2 separate regions of the Homo sapiens genome follow, and region 1 is linked to region 2. Evidence: read pairs that join two places in POLR2A ChIA-PET (ENCODE). Cell type or tissue: A673. All regions are shown on one strand. Region 1 overlaps GANC (glucosidase alpha, neutral C). Region 2 overlaps MGA (MAX dimerization protein MGA).

Region 1 (8,000 bases), 630 kb before region 2:
GGCTATTGATCATCGCATATGACTTAACAAAGTAGTGTTTCCTGTAATGTCTTGCTACACAGTGAAGCAAAGCTGATAGCTTCACACAGAGTACTGCAGGCTAAGCAATGGACCAACATAAGAGATCAACAATAACCTAATATTTAAATCTTCTGTTATCTTTTTTTAACTGTTGCTGGTAAATGTTTTCATTAAAAATACTTTTTTTTGTGATTAAAAATGATACTTGTAGACAATTTGTAAAATAAAGTTAGATAAAAGAAAAAAATGAAAATCACTCAAAATCACCAAGGTATTACATTTTCTTATATTTAACTGTCTGCCTATCTACCCACTTATTTATTTAAATTACTATCTTCCATTAATCTTTTATAAAATTGAGATAATAAGAAATAAGACTTGATGTTTGATAGATCAGTAAGGTGACTATAGTTAGCCTTGATTGTGTGCATTTTAAAAAAGCTAAAAGAGAATAATTTAAACGTTCCTAGTATAAAGAAAAGATACATATTTAAGGTGATAGATATCCCAATTACTCTGATTTGATTATATGAACATATCAAATTATCACACATATCCTGAAAATATGTACATCTAATACATATCAATACAAAATTAGGTTAATATTATAAACACTTAGGTGTTCCTTTTTTTATTTATCATATCAAAAACATTTTTTCATGCAATTAAATCTACCATTTAAAATAGCCTTATGAAAATTAAAAAAAGAAAAAAAATTTTTTAAACATAAATAGCCTCACGATAATCTATCATGTTGCTATACCATACTTTTATAACTATTCCCTTATTGTTATGTATTTAGATTTTCTTTCTTACTTTTGTTTCAAGGACTACCACTGTGTTGAATACCTCTGTACATGAATCTTTGCCTGAGATTGTAATATTTTGGCCCTTTCCAGAATGCCACAGGGCCAGGTTTTCAGGGGTGGAGTGGGAGGCTTAATAATGTCCACAGGATAGTAAGGGCTGGATTCTTTAAACTAGGATCTAAGCTCTCCGTTGCTTATGCAAGGCCAGGGGACTTAAAATAGCCTTCCTGCCACAGGGTTGTTAAGTTGAACCAGATCTGCATTAGCTGGTAAACTGCATCCAGTTATAGATGACCCTGACCACACGCAACAGCCAGGTCTATTTTAAGCCACATTTCTAAGTGGAACAGTTGGTTAATGGAATGTGTTAGAGGTGTATCTCCCTGGCTTTGATAAATCAAAGAGACAGGACCAAAGATGACTATCCCAGCAAACTGAATACTTAGAAGTTACTCTCCCAACAACGAAGTGGCCATTTCTTCAGTGAGAAACAAGTATCAAATGACTAAAATTTGTTTATTCTGTCTTATAGGACAAAATCCACACTTTAGGGCATACCACTGTCTACAATCAAAGGCCTGACCAATGGCTATTGAAAAGGAAGGCATCAGCTGAGTGTGGTGGTTCACACCTGTAATCACAACACTTTGGGAGGCCAAGGTGGGCAGATCGCTTGAGTCCAGGAGTTCGAGACTAGCCTGGGCAACATGGTGAAACCCTGTCTCTACCAAAAAATACATATACATATATAAATTAGCTGGGTGTGGTGGTGTGCACCCGTAATCCCAGCTACTCATGAGGCTTCGGTGGGAGGATTGCTTGAGCCCAGGTGGTCAATGCTGCAGTGAGTCATGACTGTGCCACTGCACTCCAGCCTGGGTGACAAAGCGAGACTCTGTTTCAAACAAACAAATGAAAAAAAAAAAAAAAAAAAAAAGGAAAAGGAAGGCATCAGCACAGTAACATCACATTCTATAAATGGTTAAAAAAAAAGTTGCTAATGTGTTTTTAAGTCTGATATGAGCCATTCCTTACCATACTTTTGTGATCCAGCAAAGAAAGAACGTGTAAGAACAAAGGGTCTCTCCTTCCCTTTAGATCGTTTTATCAGTCCTTCTGCAGTAGCCATTTGCTATATCACCAAACAAGAAAAATTTCAAAGAGATGATTGGATTTGTACAGACATCCCCAATAAGCTATCTAACATACAAAAAGCAAACAGTAGGCAGGAGCATGAAATGGAAAATATTAAAATAAATCCATCAAATAATTTTCATGGTATAATGAAATTACTCTAAATTCCCCTATTAAAAGAATGGAAAATTTTCTTTGGTTAACAATAGCAATGAAATAATAATAAACAATCATCTAGCATTTCTTTGGTGCTTACTATTGCTAGGCATTTAATATAATTTTCTCATATAATCTCCGTAACAACCTCTGAGACAGACAGTTTTCATTGGTACGAAAAACTGAGCTTCAGAGAGGTTAAATGACTGGTCCTGACCTATATAAGACAGCTCACTAACTAAAGCAGTCTACAGTTACTGCAACAGGCTGTTAAAGAGGCAAACACACACAATCTGAAAACTATGCTTATATTTAGCCAAAAGATCCCATTGGAAAATACCAATAGGTAAGAGGGCCACAGGAATACAGTCACAATTTGAAAATAACAAAGAACCATGGGTATACATGAGGTCAAGTGTCTGCCACGTCTTTTGGATGTAGTTGGCAAATGAAAGATAATTTTACCACCTTTATTGAGGAAGCTAAGTACTTAAGGAAGGCTTTACATTTTTAAAATATACTTATTGAAGCTGTGTGTCTGTGTTCTAAATATTGCTCCTCCAGTGTGAATATAAGATTTGCTGTATTTAGATATCTGTGAAATCTTAAAACACTTGTTTTAATTACCTTCATTCACATATTTATATACTGCTTGCATCAATAAAAGTTTGAGGTAGTGGCCAGTGAGTGCCACTTATTAATGGCTCCTATCAAGGCAGAAGCTTTATGTTATAATTAATTTCATAATATTTAAAAGTTCATCAAGTTCATCATGAAAAGAAAAGAAGCAAAGGGAGAAATAATAAAAAGTCTTGTATTGGCTACTACCTAAGACTCATTGCAGTTGTCAGAAAAGACACACAAAGAGAAATGAACAGTAGAGAATAGCCATTATATCACAAAGCAAATGACCTTCAGCCAAAAGGTGGGTCACACAAGCCCAGTTTAATTCTTTTTGGATGTCTTACATGATAAAAACCGTAGATGTTGTGGAGCTCTCTGTGCTCCCAATTGCCATGATGAATGGCATTCTTCTGCATGGTTTGCTCTGGCCCTCTAAAGACAGAAGGCTCATTCATGTCATTCCAAAGGAAGAGGATGTCCGTAGATCCCTAGGAAGTAAACCTTGGTCATGACACTCCTACATTGATGATGTCTATATAATAGCTGTCACCATTGCTACCTCATTTTAAAAATTATGTTTATTATCTATGCTCTGTCCTCTGCTCCACTGCTAGAGTATAAGTTCCACAGGGAACAACATTTTGTCTGTTTTGTTCATTAATAAATCCCAAACATCTAGAATAGTACCTGGCCCATAGACAGATCTCAATAAATATTTGCTGCTGAATAAAAGAATGCTGCCCTGTGTTGTCTGTGAAATATATATTGCCTGGCAAATTCATTCCAAGACCTCCCTGCAGGACTCCTATGGGAAAGGTTGTGAATGTTCACAATTGGGCTCCTTCTCATTCATCAGATGCTACAACTCTTAACTAAGGGCAACTATAGCTGAACATGACAAGATTCTACCTTCTCTCTAATACTTTGAAAGACTTGACAGCCAATATACCTGTTTGTTAACATGATCTATAGTTTGTATCCTACACAGAACTGTTCAGTTTAGAGTGGGAAGGGACAGTTGAGTCATCTAGCTAACATGGTATTGTAGAATCCCTGGTCTTTTCTAGAATCACTTATCTTTTGGCGTTTGACTGAATAGCTAAAAAGACAGGGAGTCCCTCAGGCAGCTCATTCTATTATTTTTCAAAAATCCTGCTCCTTGTATATAACATTCCCCTCGCAGAGCCTACCTAGCTTACCTTCTGAGACCCCACAGAATACATCTGTCACCTCGCCCACAAGAAAGTCTTTCAAATTCCTGGAGGTGGCTTGTTTTTTTTTTTTTTTGAATCTTTATTTCTAAACATGTGTGTTCTTCTATGTATAAGGGGGTAAATGATTTCCAAATATTTAACTACCATATCTTTCCTTTAGAACCATCTAAAGCAGGGATTGGCAAACATTTTTGGTAAAGGTCCAGATAGTAAATATTTTCAACTTTGCAGGCCATGAGGTCTCTTTTTCAATTATTCAACTCTGCCATAGTAGTACAAAAGCAGCCACAAATAGGGAAATGAATAGGCATGGCCAGATTTGGCCCAACGCTTGTCTATCCCTGTACTAAGTTGTTTATTAGTGCCCTAATACTTGATGCCAGAAACTACAGTTTAGTGGTTAAAAGCTGGGCTTAGGGCACAAACAGACCTGAGTTCAAATTTTGGTTCCACCACTTACTAGATGCATGACCTTGGCAAGTTTTTAAGCTTCTCTATGTCTCAATTTCCTCTTCTATGGGGTTAGATTTAGTTATAGTTCCAACTTCAGAGGGTTATTATGAAGACAAATGGTATGATGCACATGAAGTCATCCTTAGCACAGTGCTTGGCACACAGCAAGTACTCCATTTGCATTAGGTATCATCATCATCAACACTGCCATCATTAATATCATCATAATTGGTTGAAAACAGTTCTCCAGATGTGGCCTCTCCAGTTTCCTCTGTGGTTCTTATCAGATTATTTAAAAATCATACTTCACTTTTAATGACAAATACGTTGTAAGATATTTTCACATGTATCATCATATTTAAATAACAGTTATGGAACACAATTTTATATAAAATATATATAGCAATTTGAAAATATAATAAACCTCTGCTATAAAGTACTTTGATATATCATAGAGTCTATTATAATAGAGGTCAAAATCACAGGTTTTGTGCATTTGCTTATGCATATGGCACCTCTCCCAGCACCCCCAGAGTCTGTAATGTGGTGGCCATACTTGCCTTTTAATAAAAGCATTATATATCAAAAGCTACTCAATGAAAAAGAATAGTTTTATTCAATCACTTTTTCCACTTCTTTCACTCTTTCAGGTAACTAGAAAAGAACAAAGGAATAAAAACCAACCTGATAAACAGGGAAAGCAAAAAGACTTGAATACCACTCTCTGACCTTGGGATTGGTGAAATCCAGGTAAGAGGAGAGACCTGTGGAGGCAGAACAGTAGATAGCCTGTCAAGAACAGTGGTCCTCACAGTAGGATGCATTGTAAAGAAGGTATCAGATGTGAGAGCTGGGAAATGGGCACCTTACATAAACACGAAAGTTGGCTGACAGAGGCATGGTCTGTTGAGAAGTGAAGGAAGGTAATGCTGGGCTCCAGTGACAATCACTAGATCTTTCAATACCAGAAGCCCAGGGGAATGCCAATGCACAAGTATCATGATAGAGCCTGTCCCTCACTGATGGCCTAATATAGCCCAAGGAAGGATGGCAAATATCCTGCAGTGATCTCTTGGTTCTTAAAGAGAACAGGGAATTGTGTTCAAGGGATGTAAAGGGAAAAAAAGAAAGGCACGGGGTTTCTCTACAGTGCATGGATTTATGATAGATAGTGCTGACTCTTTATTTCTAAACAACGTATTTTCCTTTTGTCCTTGGGGAGTTTCTACCAAGGCTTTAAATTAATAACTTTTAATAACTTTTGAAATGAAGAATCCATAGTCATCAGGGTGGCTGAGGTGACTCATGAAAGCCTGGGAAGTCAAAACTATGGGCTAAAAGGGTGAAGAGCAATCACAAGGAGAGAGCTTGCAGGACCCACTTTTTTTCTTTCTCCTCCTCTGCTTTTCTTATTCCCCGACTTTTTATCTCTGTTTGCTTGGAGAAACAGCATGCCACTGAGGTTTGCTTGTTTATTTTTCATTCATTCAATTATTGATTGATAAATACATACAAAGCATATAGTACCAGGTATTATAAAAGATACAAAAGAAGGCAAACCTATCTCTTCATTAAATTATATGCTTAAAATGTAGCTAGAGGAGCAAGAGACATCTACAAGGGAGCAGAATGATGACCACGCAGCCTTCATTAATTGGGACAGAACATGTGGAAATAATAAGTGTATAAAGTGATTTCATACCTGGCCAACACACCCCTTCAAAGTCTTCCCCTTCCTGATTCTTCACAAAGAAGCCCTGATCTTTGGCCTTCACATATACTGAGTAGTCAGGATCAATCTTGATGTGGGGATCACTGATGACCACAAGCTGTCAGGACATGAAGGTTTGGAGGTCTCATCAGTTTTATGTAAGACAAATGTTCACGTATATGTTTTCGCCATAGTTTGGGGGTTCAATTTTTACAAACAACTACAACTAGTATTGAAATATTTCAGACAAAAAAACAAAAACAAAAACAAAAAATAAATATTTCAGACACCAGTAAAACCCTATAACCTTTCATGTGCTTATGAGAATTTCAACTGATACCAAAACTGGGCCAATGCTGGCCAGGCACAGCGGCTCACACCTGCAATCCCAACACATTGGGAGGCCAAGGTGGGAGGACTGCTTAAGGCCAGGAGTTTGAGACCAGCCTGGGCAACATAGTGGAACACTGTCTCTACAAAAAAATTTAAAAATTAGCTGGGTGTGGTGGTGTCCACCTGTGGTCCCAGCTACTCAGGAGGCTGAGGCAGGAGGACTGTTTGAGCTGGGGAGGTCGCGGCTACAGTGAGCCATGATCATGATACTGCAATCCAGCTTGGGTGACAGAACAAGACCCCATCTCTAAAAAAGAAAAAAACAAAAACAAAAAAACCAGGCCAATGCTCTTTTATAATTATTGCTGCCTAACCAATAGATGTTCTTTAAATAGCATTAAGTGTCTATCTGTCCATGATGCTGAGTGCTGCATACTATACATACAGAACTAAGTAGGCAGGGTACCTGCTCCCTAGACATTTAGACGCTCAGATAACATTGATATAAGCAAACATTAAAGAAACTAAGAGAATAACATGTTAAAAACAAAGTCCCCAAGCCCAGTGGTGCAGGCATATTAGGAAGGAGATTTGAGAAAAGTTGTAAGCCACAGCGCTGTGTCTCTAGCATCTCTCTGTGACTTTACAATACCATCACTTCCACCAGTCTAGGGCCTCAATAACACTTTATTTGGCCAGAACACCATCTAATCCTCCTTCCTCATCTCTATTCTAATCAGTCCTGAATATTAAAGTTTAATTCTTCATTGCTCAAACATTTTCTTAAATTTTTTTTTTTGTTTGTTTTTTGAGACAGAGTCTCGCTCTGTCGCCCAGGCTGGAGTGCAGTGGCACGATCTCGGCTCATTGCAACCTCCGCCTCCTGGGTTCCAGCGATTCTCCTGCCTCAGCCTCCCAAGTAGCTGGGATTACAGGTGCCCGCCACCATGCTGGACTAATTTTTTTTTTTTTTGTATTTTTAATAGAGATAGGGTTTCATTATGTTGGCCAGGCTGATCTCGAACTCCTGACCTCAGGTGATCTGCTCACCTCGGCCTCCCAAAGTGCTGGGATTACAGGTGTGAGCCACCGCACCCAGCCTTAATTTTTAAATTGTGGTAAAATACACATAACATAAAATTTACTATCTTAACCATTTTTAAGTGTGCAGTTTAGTACTGTTAAGTATGTACAGTCATAATGTTGTGTAGTCAATCTCCAGAACTCTCTCATGTTGCAAAACTAAACCTTTATACTCATTAAATGATGATTTCTCATTCCCTCCTCCTAGCTCCAGCAACTACCATTCTATAATACTTTCTGTCTCTATGAATATGACTACTCCAATTACTTCAAATTAGTGGAATCACACGGTATTTGTCTTTTTGTAACTGGCTTATTTCACTTAGCATTTATCCTCAAGGTTCATCCATGCTGTAGTATCTATTAGAATTTCCTTCGTTTTAAAGGCTGAATAATATTCTGTTGTACGTATATACCACATTTTGTTTACATATTCGTCTGTCAATGGAGTTGCAACCCAAG
Region 2 (8,000 bases):
AGGCCGAGGCGGGCAGATCATGAGGTCAGGAGATCGAGACCATCCTGGTTAACACAGTGAAACCCCGTCTCTACTAAAAATACAAAAAAAATTAGCCGGGCATGGTAGCAGGCGCCTGTAGTCCCAGCTACTTGGGAGGCTGAGGCAGGAGAGTGGTGTGAACCCAGGAGGCAGAGCTTGCAGTGAGCTGAGATCGTGCCACTGCACTCCAGCCTGGGCGAGAGCGAGACTGCGCATCAAAAAAAAAAAAAAAAAAAAAAACCTCGATGACAGGTTGATAGGTACAGGAAACCACCATAGCACATGTATAACTATGTAACCTGCACATTCTGTACACGTATCCCAGAACTCAAAGTAAAATTTTAAAAAAAAAAGATAATGAAAATTTTAAATTAACTTCCCAGTGGTACATCAAATATATAAAATAGATGTTTGCAGCCAAAACATGAGACAGAAAAGTATTCTACTGTTTACACACCTAAATATACTACTAAAGGACAAGGAAGACCCTTCCTCCAAAATTATAAAAACAAACACATAATTGGGAGGCCGAGGCGGGCGGATCACAAGGTCAGGAGATCAAGACCATCCTGGCTAACACGGTGAAACCGTCTCTACTAAAAATACAAAAAAATTAGCCAGGCGCGGTGGCAGGCGCCTGTGGTCCCAGCTACTTGGGAGGCTGAGGCAGGAGAATGGCATGAACCCAGGAGGCGGAGCTTGCAGTGAGCAGAGATTGCACCACTGCACTCCAGCCGCCTGGGCGACAGAGCGAAACTCCGTCTCAAACAAACACACACACACACACATAAACAAAAGCAACCAAATTAAGATGAGAAACGGGAAGGGGAGAATACCAGGTTATAAGAATGAACAAAGAAAATATCACTTGCTTTACCATGATACATTTTTTTCTTACATAAGATATTAGACATGGTTTTTAAACTAAAGGGAAGAATTATGGAGACAGAGAAGAGAAAAATATGCAAACTGAAAGACGTGCTGAAAGAAATGAAATCAAGGCTAGAAAGAAAGAGGAAAAAACAGAAAAAAAGAGATGAGAAAGAGAGAGGAAAAAGAGGAGAAACAGTAGGGAAGAAAGAAAAAAAGAAAACAAAAAAAAAGAAGTCGCTAGTCTATTACCTTCTTGAAGACCAGGATGTATCACCTGCTTGTGCCGCAAAGTCTTCAAATCTTCTATCAATTCCTTTTCCAACTGGGAAATTCTTGCTCTGTAACCTACACCCAAAATAAATAGTAATAAAATAAGCTACTGTACACTACAGACAAATGAATGTTGCATGTTTCATTGCTGGAGCCCAAACCACAAATACAACTCTTTTTATACTATTTTATAATACCTGAGTCATTTGTGGTTGATGCCTGGAGACTAGAAGATTCTTCTGTTGTCCCATCAACTGCATGAATGTCTAGAGCTTCCTATACATCAAAAAAAAAAAAAAATAGTAGTTCATATTGCTTCTGAAAACTTAAATGTAAAACAGGATTAAAAAAAACTTAAAGACCAGAAGGAAAATATCTCCATGCCTACAGTTACGCTAACATTGGCAGAACAGGAGCAATTTTTTCATACTTTTTGATATTTTCTAAGTGTTCTACATTAATATTACTTTAATAATCAGAAGGGGAAAAGGGGGAAGTAAAAAAATGTGAATACGATGTCATACTGAGCTAACTGACCTCAAAGTATACGCCAATTTGCATGTTCACTTCTCAGAGCCTATATTCAGATAGCTTACTCAGCTAACAAGAAGGGAGGAAAAGAACAGGTAGAAGGGATTAAATATCCAACATCTGTGTAGTCAATTAAGAAAGACAGCCTGGCACAGTGGCTCACGCCTATAATCCCAGCACTTTGGGAGGCCGAGGCAGGTGGATCACAAGGTCAGGAGATTGAGACCATCCTGGCCACATGGTGAAACCCTGTCTCTACTAAAATAAAAAAAATAGCTGGGCATGGTGATGCACACCTGTAGTCCCAGCTACTCGGGAGGCTGAGGCAGGGGAACTGCTTGAACCCGGGAAACAGAGGTTGCAGTGAGCCAAGATTGTGCCACTGCACTCCAGCTGGTGACAGAGCAAGATTCCGTCTCAAAAAAAAAAAAAAAAAGAGGCCAGGGGCAGTGGCTCACGCTTGTAATTCCAGCACTTTGGGAGGCTGAGGCAGGAGGATCACGAGGCCAGGAGATCGAGACCATCCTGGCTAATATGGTGAAACCCCGTCTCTACTAAAAATACAAAAAAAATTAGCCGGGCATGGTGGCGAGCACCTGTAGTCCCAGCTACTCGGGAGTCTGAGGCAGGGGAATGGCAAGAACACAGGAGGCGGAGTTTGCAGTGAGCCAAGATTGCGCTACTGCACTCCAGCATGAGCCACAGACCGAGACTCCATCTCAAAAAATAAATAAAAAAAGACTGGGCTTCTATAAAAATTTCCAAGAAAAATAATCTGGTTGAAGAGTCAGAGTGGAATAAACAGAGACTTCAATGTGTAAGACAGGAGAGTTAAGATGACTGTTAATATTTGGTTCTCCAATGGTACTCTACTACTACTACTGAAAACCAGGGCCAGGAGCGGTGGCTCATGCATGTAATCCCAGCACTTTGGGAGGCTGAAGCAGGCAGACTGCTGGAGGCCAGAAGTTAGAAATTAGCTGGCCAACATTGCAAAACCCCGTCTCTACCAAAATTACAAAAATTAGCTGGGTGTGGTGGCACACGCCTGTAATCCCAGCTACTCGTGAGGCTGGGGCACGAGAATGGCTTGAACTCGGGAGACGGAGATTGCAGTGAGCTGAGATCGTGCCACTGAACTCCAGCCTGGGCAACAGAGCAAGACTCTGTCTCAAAAAAAAAAAAAAAAGAAAAGAAAAATAAAAGAAAACCAGGAGGTAAAAGAAATGGAGCGTCACCAAAGAGTTAGTAAATATTTCATGTATTTTTAGTCCTTTCCAAAATCCATAATGATGAAAATTCCAGTAAGACCCGAAGACTTTTTTTAAACACAGCTATGCAAAAATCGTAAACTGAAATCTAAGCAAGACATACTTTTTTAAGTCTATTCAAATGAAGTATCTTAAGTTATTCCTATTAACTAAACCAAACATTTTGGAGACACTTCCCTCCCAACTCCACCCCCCATACACCCTCACAAATAGATATCACAAAACTAGATTGTAAATCGAGTTACTTACAAGCCAGTATACAATTCAAGTATGACTAATTAGCCTTAAAGAATCCTGAAAATTACAATCTTACCTTTGATTCAAAGGAAACAAAGAGAACACCATCCACATCTTCCAGATCAGGCTTCACATCTGGAAAGGTACTCCCAGGGCTTACAGGTGTATTCTTTGTAGAAATTAAAGACTTTCCTGTGTTCTTAGGTGGTCGTCCTGCCTTACAGAGTTTCAATTTTCGTGGCCTTCCTCTTTTTCCAGGGACATTTGGAGAGGCATTCTGATTAGCATTCACTACCTTTGCGGCTGTTGCAATCTTAAGCATAGTTGTTCTCTTTCTGCCCAAGTCCTCTTTTCCTGAAAGTGAGTCTCCAACTGAATCCTTTGAATCGTCGAGTATTCTTTCTGTGCTAATGCTGTCAGATATATCAGGATATTTCCACTGAGGCTCTTTCAGTAAGGGATATTTTTGTACCACTCTGAGATCTGGTGAATGTTTTCTAAGACCATTTTCTGATTCCTTGCCTAAGCAGAAGGCAGTCTCATTGGAATTTTCAATGTATGTAGGCAAATATTCCAATTCTGCCAACATAGAAGATTTATCCTTTCGAGATGTGGAAAGCATGTTATCGGGGAGTTCAGAAATCTTAACTGTGCTTCTGGTGACAGCACAGGGCTCCAGATAGACTACTGGCATCTTTCCAGTGTCTAATTTGAACATTTTAGCTTTAGCAACACCTGATGGGCTGCTTGGAAGCCATTTAGAAGATAGATGGTCAGCTTCTGGGTTGTCAACTTTATTGTGCCTCTTTAGCTGTTTCTCTAGTATAGGATCATCATCACTGTTTGAGTATACATCCGTCTCTTCATCTGTCTCTTCCTGTTTCACAGTGACCCCTTCTGGGCACTCACCAAGTTCGTAGTCATAATCATCTAGAGGTTCCTCTTTAATAACAACATTGAAGCTTCCGTTCTGGTCTAACGGTGAGGCTACACGGGAGTCATCTTCAAAACTGCTGGCAATAAGACTGGAGAGAGAGAGGAGAAAGGGATTTTAAAAGTACAAAATGATCCATTAACAAGACTTGAAGAGAAAAAAAAAAAAAGATGTTAGGAATCCAAGTAACACATCAGATTTCCTGAGCCATTCCTCAAAAACACTCAAAAACTCTAAAAATCCACACGGTGATTAACAACCCTGTAAAGCGAACACACATCCATCACAACTAAGAATTGCAACACAAACCGGAAAGGGCCATTAAACTGCCAGCTGATATTTTCCTGTATGTTTTGAGATTAAATTCACATAACATAAAACATAATATTGCAGCAATTTTAGAGTATACAATTCATTGGTTTTTAGTATAGTCATGATGTTGCCAGATGATTTTCCAACTTTAAAATTGAAAAACTCACTTTCAATATAAAGAATTCACCACTAATTCTTCCAAAATAAAAGATAGGGAGTTAAAGGCAAATACGTATGACCCAGATATATTGTGTATAATTCATCCAAAAACAACATAAACATCTAGTTTCCCCCTCCTCCCAATCATCCATTGAAAGCCTAAGAACTGTACCAATGTATCTTGAGAATATGGTAGAAATAAAAAATTGGGCAGGAGCGATGGCTCACGCCTGTAATCCCACTACTTTGGGAGGCTGAGGCAGGCGGATCACAAGGTCAAGAGATTGAGACCATTCTGGCCAACATGGTGAAACCCCATCTCTACTAAAAATACAAAAATTAGCTCAGCGTGGTAGCACATGCCAGTAGTCCCAGCTACTCAAGAGGCTGAGGCAGAATAATCGCTTGAACCCGGGAGGCGGAGGTTGCAGAGAGCCGAGATTGTGCCACTGCCTCCAGCCTGGCGACAGAGCAAGACCCTGTGTCAAAAAAGAAAAAAAAAAAAAAGATTCCACATAAAGTAATGACGAATTAAAATTCTCAGACTCAGAAATTCTAAAACTGCACCTCTCATTTCCCCCCACCTCAAAATATCCATACAAGTCAACACGTTAGCAGCACAGGAAAGCAGGATGAAAACTGCTTTGAGAAAAACTATACACACCACTATATATATTCACTAACAAATAACATGTAACAAAGGATTGTGGGCATTTTTTTTTAAATAGTTCAAAGCCTATGACTGAAAACAGCATTTATAGCCAGGCATGGTGGCACACGCCTGTAGTACCAGCTATTCAGAAGACTGAGGTGCCAGGACTGCTTGTGCCCAGGAGTTCGAGGCTGCAGTGAGCTACAATTGCACCACTGAATTAAACCCTGGAGCCGGGCGCAGTGGCTCACGCCTGTAATCCCAGTGCTTTGGGAGGCCGAGGCAGGTGGATCACGAGGTCAGGAGATCAAGACCATCCTGGCTAACACGGTGCTAAAAATACAAAAAATCAGCTGGGCGTGGTGGCGGGCGCCTGTAGTCCCAGCTACTCGGGAGGCTGAGGCAGGAGAATGGTGTGAACCTGGGAGGCGGAGCTTGCAGTGAGCCGAGATCGTGCCACTGCACTCCAGCCTGGGCAACTGAGCAAGACTCCGTCTCAAAAAAAAAAAAGAAAAAAAGCCTGGGCAACAGAGCAGGATGCCTCCTCTAAAATAAATAAACAAAAAATTTAAAATTTCAAAAATAAGAAAACAGCATTTACACAACTAAAATATTTTCTTCTGATCAGTCACTTTTTTTTTCCCTGAGATGGGGTCTTGCTCTGTCACCCAGGCTGGAGTACAGTGGCAACCTCCACCTCCAAGGTTCAAACAATTCTCCTGCCTTGGCCTCCCGAACAGCTGTGATTATAGGCATGCACCAACACGCCCGGCTAATTTTTGTATTTTTAGTAGAGATAGGGTTTTACCATGTTGGCCAGGCTGGTCTCGAACTCCTAACCTCGTGATCCGCCCACCTCAGCCTCCCAAAGTGTTGGGATTACAGGTGTGAGCCACCACGCCCGGCCCAGTCACTTTTTAAAAAGTTAGGTAGGTAGGTTTCCATTAATAGTGTGAAATAGCTCAGAGCAGACTGACCCTCCTCCACTTAGAACTAGAAAAGTTACACTAAACAGTTTTTTCCCCCCAGAATATTTCTTAAAATCTAAGAAATATTTTCTTAGATTTCTTGCAGAAATCACTGCAAGGCAGTGATTTGAGGGGCAAAATCACAAGAAAAGGCAATAAAATTAAATATCCCCAATAATCGAGACACTTTCACATCCATTACTTTTATTACTGAATTTATCTTCCTAAAATATTGAACTATATTGACGTTACTTGCCTGTCCAAAAGCATTTCAAAGGCTTCTGAAACTAAAGAAAAAAGTATAAATATCTGGGATGCTTTTCTAAGCCCAATATAATTTATCCTCAGCCATTTCAGCCTCATCTTAAACAATAACCTGCAGTATACTCCATAGGATCCAATCACACAGAAAATATTACATTAGTGTCTCAGTCCAATAAAATACATTTTCAACACCAAGCCATCATTAATGAAGTACTATTTTTTTCACTACTTGCTAACCCAGTGTCTTCATAAAACTTTATAAAACTTAAAATAGGCACAAGCAACCATTACATGAATGTGTAGTTACTTGTTCCTTGCACAATTTCTACTTAAGATTTTAACCTTACTTGAAAATCCTCCATCATCATTCTCAGTAAACTATCACAAGAACGAAAAACCAAACACCGCATATTCTCACTCATAGGTGGGAATTGAACAATGAGAACGCATGGACACAGAAAGGGGAACATCACACTTTGGGGACTGTTGTGGGGTGGGGGGAGGGGGGAGGGATAGCATTGGGAGATATACCTAATGCTAGATGACGAGTTAGTGGGTGCAGTGCACCAGCATGGCACATGTATACATATGTAACTAACCTGCACATTGTGCACATGTACCCTAAAACTTCAAGTATAATAATAATAAAAAAAAGAAAATCCTCCAATAGAAGCCGGGTGTGGTGGCTCGTGCCTGTAATCCTAACACTTTGGGAGGCCGAGGCAGGCAGACTGCCTGAGCTCAGGAGTTTGAGACCACTCTGGGGGCAACATGGTGAAACCTCATCTGTACTAAAATATTTTTTAAAAAATTGGCTGGGCGCAGTGGCTCACGCCTATAATCCTAGCACTTTGGGAGGCTGATGCAGGTGGACTACCTGAGGTCAGGAGTTCAACATGGTAAAACCCCGTCTCTACTAAAAATACAAAACATTAGCTGGATGCAGTGGCACACACCTGTAATCCCAGCTACTCGGGAGGCTGAGGCTGGAAAATCGCTTGAAACCAGGAGGCAGAGGTTGCAGTGAGCCAAGATCGCACCACTGCACTCCAGCCTGGGTGACAGAGTGAGACTCCGTCTCAAAAAAAGAAAAAGGAAATCCTCCAATGGAAGATTTCCACCTCCAGTTAGAATGTGGAAGATCACAAAATATCATCACTTTTGCCATAACCATGAGAAAACACTAAATTATTTTTCTTACAAGATACTGAAGACCTCTAGACATAAATAAGCCTAAATGAAGTGAATTACAGAAGAAGATCAGCCTTCTCTAGGTGACCGGAGATAGCTACTGCTTTCAACCCTAAGCAGCATTTGCACTGTGTGAAGATACAGTAAGGAGAGAAAAAAGCAACTATAGGCAAAGGATCTTTGCAAAAACACAGAGAAACCAACTTTTAATGCCCGAGCATGGGCAGAATCTCGAGGACCCCAAATAGGAAACTAGTCCTCACTGCTGTCCAATTACCACCCCCTCCAGAGGACTTCTGCAGAACAAACAGCAGTGC

What was found. Peaks named below come from ENCODE experiments on the same cell type or tissue, not always from the same donor. Only the 100,000 strongest peaks of a DNase experiment are listed, where the experiment ranks them.
Region 1: POLR2A ChIA-PET joins it to region 2 with 21 read pairs; 2 of 35 experiments call an interaction of 5 or more read pairs at or near these places.

The regions. Positions count from the first base shown.
Region 1 is chr15:42,324,538-42,332,537 of GRCh38, reverse strand. GANC (glucosidase alpha, neutral C) reads right to left here. Exons shown (of 24, transcript NM_198141.3): 12 at 6,114-6,240; 13 at 5,096-5,175; 14 at 3,089-3,232; 15 at 1,866-1,962. Among named protein-coding and RNA genes, the nearest start is that of CAPN3, 31 kb to the left of the region's middle. In A673, no CTCF peak of the experiment used is centred here; no DNase peak of the experiment used is centred here.
Region 2 is chr15:41,692,303-41,700,302 of GRCh38, reverse strand. MGA (MAX dimerization protein MGA) reads right to left here. Exons shown (of 24, transcript NM_001400225.1): 3 at 3,280-4,228; 4 at 1,362-1,440; 5 at 1,144-1,239. Among named protein-coding and RNA genes, the nearest start is that of MIR626, 4.7 kb to the right of the region's middle. In A673, a CTCF peak has its summit at 4,094 (motif pointing left); DNase peaks (open chromatin) are centred at 4,112 and 4,422; H3K4me3 peaks cover 1,055 bases; H3K27ac peaks cover 2,014 bases.